Regions from separate parts of the Homo sapiens genome. Here region 2 is linked to region 1. Evidence: chromatin loops called from intact Hi-C (ENCODE). Cell type or tissue: CD4-positive, alpha-beta T cell. All regions are shown on one strand.

Evidence for each region. A loop is a pair of places that touch in the nucleus more often than their neighbours do. Peaks named below come from ENCODE experiments on the same cell type or tissue, not always from the same donor. Only the 100,000 strongest peaks of a DNase experiment are listed, where the experiment ranks them.
Region 2: a loop joins it to region 1, with 2.4 times the contacts of the local background. A loop is called at or near these places in 67 of 110 quality-filtered maps.

What each region holds. Positions count from the first base shown.
Region 1 is chr7:151,017,070-151,019,569 of GRCh38, forward strand. ATG9B (autophagy related 9B) reads right to left here. Exons shown (of 14, transcript NM_001317056.2): 6 at 1,551-2,305; 7 at 1,225-1,378; 8 at 802-981; 9 at 1-203. Among named protein-coding and RNA genes, the nearest start is that of ATG9B, 6.2 kb to the right of the region's middle. RefSeq lists a silencer at 1,972-2,041. In CD4-positive, alpha-beta T cell, CTCF peaks have their summits at 1,240 (motif pointing left) and 1,441; DNase peaks (open chromatin) are centred at 122, 692, 1,272 and 1,742; H3K4me3 peaks cover 1,782 bases; H3K27ac peaks cover 926 bases.
Region 2 is chr7:151,110,163-151,112,662 of GRCh38, forward strand. All of the region lies in intron 1 of AGAP3 (ArfGAP with GTPase domain, ankyrin repeat and PH domain 3), which reads left to right. Among named protein-coding and RNA genes, the nearest start is that of AGAP3, 25 kb to the left of the region's middle. In CD4-positive, alpha-beta T cell, a CTCF peak has its summit at 1,072 (motif pointing left); a DNase peak (open chromatin) is centred at 1,069.

The sequences.
Region 1 (2,500 bases):
GTGGAGGGGCCGCGAGCCGAGGTGGCACCCCAGGCAGCTGCATCTTGTTGTACTCGGCCCCAGAGGTGCCCAAGAAACTTAGAGCTGTGCCCTGGGGGGCGCCAGAGTGGATGCGCCAGGGAGAACCGCATCAAAGAAAGCTCAGTCTTGCCGTCCTCCGCACGCTGAGACAGCGAGGCCTCAGTCTGTCCCGCCGAGAGCCACTGTGAGCAAGGACAGTCTTTCAGGTGCTAAGAACACTGAGCCTTATGGGAACAGGTGGGACAGGAAACACTGCCCCATCTTCCACGTGAAGGAAACAGACCACAATGGGGACTTGTTCACCATCACCCAAAAATACAGCAGCAGTGCAGAACCTGGGCCTGTCATCTATTCGTCACCCCTGGACTGATTGCCAGCTCGGGGATAGGGCTGAGCCTCAGTGCTTTGCCCAGGGTGATCCTGACAGCCTTGGTCCAGGCACCAGTCCTTACTCAGCCCCACCCACCGGCCAAGCCCATTCCTCACCCCCAGGTGGTCTTTGCTCCCATTTACTGACGTTACTATGTGCCAGCAACTCCATCATAGGCTATACAGACATAATCTGTGTGTTCACAAGCCTGGCCTTGGCTGTGCTCTGGAGAGCACATTGCCATTGTTGCCATCTGACAGACGAGGGCACGAGAGCACAGGAAGGGAAGTGACCCGCTCAACGGCACAGGTAGCAAGCAATGGAGCCAGGGCTGGAACTCAGGTCTGCTCCCGAGAGGCAAGCGAACTCCCACCCAGCCCAAACCCCCAGGGCCAGGGAACGGCTCTGACCTGAGGGTGTCCGTGGCGCTTCACATCCATAAGGGCAAAGGAACAGATGTCCCCAACCCCAGCCACATCCACAGTGAAGTGATGAAAAAAGTCGATAATCTCCAGGGCACGAGGGCGGAACCAGAAAAGCAGAAACAGCGGGGTGAGGAGCGGGGACAGGAGCTCCTCCAGGAGGGAGACCTGGGGAAGCAGCGGTGAGGCTGAGCAGGGGTCGCTGAGGGGCCCACGCGCGTTATCAGGACCAAGCAGTCCCCAGCGACCCTCGCCAGGGCAAGAAGCCTCCCCACCCAGTCACTCCCTAGACTCCTGGTATAGTCCGTTTGTCTCATGCCCTCTCCCAGACAGACCCTCCGCGCAGACAGACCCTCCGCGCAGACAGACCCCACAACTTCCTCCTCAGCCCGCCGTCGCGCCCACCCTCACCGCTCGGTACTGCAGCAGCTGCGCCATCTGCCGGTAGGCGCGGTCCCTGCCGCCGGGGCCGGGCTCCTCCGGGAGGTAGTGCATGTGGGCCAGGGCTGTCTGCAGCAGGAGCTGCGGCGCACGACCCTGGCACTGCTCTTCCGGAATGAAAGACCTGAAAGGCGGGATCCGTGGGGGGAAGGGGCCTGCGATTAGGAGGACGCGCGGTGGGATGTAGGGCTAGAGGGCCCCAGTGGTGGGAGAGGTAAGGATTCGGGGGGAACCTCACATGGCCCCAGATCAGAGAAACCAACACACACCACCACCCCGGGCATCTGCCGTCGCACCTGGCGACGGTGGCGGTGACCCCGAGCGCGGTCATGGCGGTGAGCACGTGCTCCACGGCTAGCACGTCCTCGTCGTAGACGGTGAGCACAAGCAGCGCGGCGAAGAGTGCACCCGCGAAGAAAACGAGCTGGCGGGCCAGCAGCGTGCGCAGGGGCGCGGGGGGCGCAGCGGTGCGCAGGAAGGCGGCGGCGGGGCGGTAGGCGCGGGCCAGGCGCGCGCGCAGCTCGTGCGGCAGCTCGTTGAAGTGGCGCAGCTGCAAGCGCGCCAGGCGGGACCAGCCGCGCGCCCCCAGCGCGCCAGGCTCGCGCCGCAGCAGCTCCACGTGGCTATAGAAGACGTGCAGAACCTGCCAGGCCAGCACCAGCGGGCTCAGCGCCAGGTTCAGGGCGGCCAGCAGCAGCACTGTGCGCCCCCAGCGCGCTGCTAGGGCGCCCCGCTGGTCGCTGCGCTTGTAGGCGTGCGGCAGCTCCCAGCCCCCGCGGAAGAGCGAGAAGGGACCGCGGAAGAGCAGCAGGTCGACATTGAGCGCCAGGCCGCGGCTGAGGAAAGCCGCACTGCCTCCCCAGGGCAGCGGGCAGCGGGCCGGCAGCAGGCCTTTGTTGGCCAGCGCCACCTGGTAGTTGGTGTAGCGCAGGATGCGGTGGTGGATGTCCAGCTCCGTCAGGGGCCGCGGCTGCACGCACAGGCCCCCGCTCCGCTGCAGTGCCAAGAGGCGGGACTGCACCTCTGCCCAGGGAACCGAGCTCAGCTCCTCCTGAAAGGGGCACTGATGAGAGCCAGCGACCCCCCATTCCTCTCCACAGTGATGCTCAAGCTCCACACCCCTAAGTGTGCGGCCTGAAAACCCGCAAACTGAGTTTGCGATCACAAACTCGCCATGACCAAGCTACATCGTCCCCCTCTCCCACCTTTCTCTTTCTGCCCTCCCTTAACCCTGTCACTAACAAGG
Region 2 (2,500 bases), 93 kb after region 1:
ATCTCTCTTAGGCCTTCCTCCCCACAAAGAGGCCAAAAGCCCTGGGAGCACAGTGCATGCTCAGCAAAGACTTCCACTCATTCACTCGGGGAATCATGGCCACCTTCATGTGCCTGGCAGAGTTCTGTTGTGGGGGCACTTGCTGACAGTGGCAAGTGTTAGATGATGTTAGCATGGTCACTGAGATGGTCAGCCTCCCAAGGAAGGGATGCTTCAGCCACGGTCCAAATGCCTTCAGGGACAAGCAGGGCAGAGGCCCGGGAGGTGTCAAGGCTGGATGGGGATGGAGGCGGGTCCTGGGGAGGGTGTCAGGTGAGAGCAAGCAGGTAGTCAGGAGCACACGGGGCACTGGAACAGAATAAGGGGATTGGGTGCCATTCTACGCCAGCTGGAGAGCCATTGCAGGGCTTTGCTGAGAGGTGACCAGGTTCTGGTCTGAAGAGGTCCGCCCCAGCTGTAAAGGAAATCACTTGGCAGTGGTGGTGATGGAGGCTGGAGATGGGAGACCCCTAGGAAGCTGATGTGGTGCTTAGGCCCGGGAGGATGGTGGCTTGCCTTTGAGTTGAAGAAAGGAGCTGGTGATGGATCTGGGCCACATTTAGGAGGGAGCGCCACCAGGACTGACACGGATTGGGCTGGGGGAGTGGTAAGGAAGGGAATGGAGGGTGTTACTAGCAGGCTTTTGGCTTGTGCGGCTCCAGAGCTCATGTGGTGCTGTTGAAAATGGGGGATGCTGGAATGGAGCTGTTAGGGGTGGAATTTAGGTCCATGGCTGCTGCTGCAGCAACTCGAGTTGTCTCGGGACAGCTGCTGGGACACTTAGGGAGGACTGTGGCCCCACTGGGGAGGCATCCTGAGCGCTCTCCCCCCGCCCCCCGTCTTCTCCTCTGATTCCCTAAGCTCCAACTTGGAGAGCCTGCTGGACACCAGCCAGTCCTGGGGGGCGAAGGGGTCTTGGTGTGGCCCCCACTGCCTCCCGGGCTCAGTGGCGGGTGTGTGGCCAGCCCTAGCATCCTGCCAGCCTTCCCAGCCACTGCCTCAGCCCCGGCTGCAGGAAGATGTTTTGCTGCCACCTTGTGGGCAAGAAGGGCCTGACTGTTTGGGAGGGCCACGGTGGTTCTGGGACCACACCTGGCTGCTGGTGGTTCTGCTCCACACCCTGCGGAGCTGGCCACAAGCTCCGGCTTTCAGGAGAAGGCTTATCCATCCTCCCTCATCTCCTCGAAAGAAATCTGCCAACTCCCTGTGGGCCACGTGGGCTGCAGCGGGCACAGCCAGGGCTCACCAGTGGATCAAGCAACACACACCTGGAGGCGACCAGTTCCCACATCCTCAGGACCAGCTTTCTCTTTCTGGCAGGGTCTCACACCTCACACCTGCCCAGGGGTGTTCTCTCTCCCCGTCATGACCCCCCCGGCCCCTCACCCCCCTGTGCACACGCAAGCAGGGCACCCGAGGCCCAGGCCAGCACAGAAACTGGGCATAACTAGAGTCGGCTTCTCCTCCTGACATCCAGGTAGTCCACAGAAGGGGGTCTTGAGCCCGGCTTCTGCGCTCTCTGGCTCCGGGGCAGGCTGTGTTCGTCCTGCCCCAGGATGCACACTGCGGGCATTTGTGAGAGATTTCCTCTTAGTCCCCCAGAAACTGCCATGGAGCCTCTCAGCCCCTGAGAGTCACATTCAGTCCAGCGTTTCCGGTGGCCTTAATAAACAGAGAACTGACGTGAGGGCTTGTGTTGTGGGATTTCAGTACTGTTCGTGTAGTCCCAGCCTGGAGCTTTTTAGGTTTGTCCTAATTTCCTTCGGGCCCAGTAGGTAGTGGCTGTCTGTGTCGAGCACAGCTGTGTTTGCTGCGTGTCTTTGGAGCAGAATCTTATCAGGCACAACAGAGACCTTATCTCTGACCCTGGGCTGACCCAATGAGCAAAAGAGGTGTGTGCCTGCAGCTGTTCTCCTTTTCGGGGTCTTTGACTGGCTTGATGTCCTGAGACATTTATGTGGGAGCAGGTGCCCTTCCCTGTCTAGTTTCTCCGGGTCAGGAAAGTTTTCTGGGGAAAAGGACTGGGAAGGAGAGGGCAGCCAGGTGAGGAAGAGAAAGCTGTTCTGGGTTTGGGAGTTGACCCAGGTGGCACTTTCTCCTTGGACTGATTCTGCAGGTGCAGTGGGACTACATGTCTTCTGAGACTGTAAGATGTTCTTTTGGGGACTGGGATTGCTGCCTGCCTTCCCCGAGACGTGTGTGTGTGTGTGTGTGTGTGTGTGTGTGTGTGTGTGTCCAGCATGTGTGCAGCTGGGGCCTTAACCCCCTTCTTTCCCATCCTACTGTTCTCCCACTGAAAGAGGCAGCTAGGTTCTAAAGTGATCCATCCCCTGTCGGATACCGTGTCCCCATCCCCTCTCCGTCTCCAGAGGTCGGCTCCCATAGCTGCTGTCCTGTGCTTGCTTCTTATTTATTGAGACAGGGTCTCACTCTGTGGCCCAGGCTGGAATGCAGTGGCTCC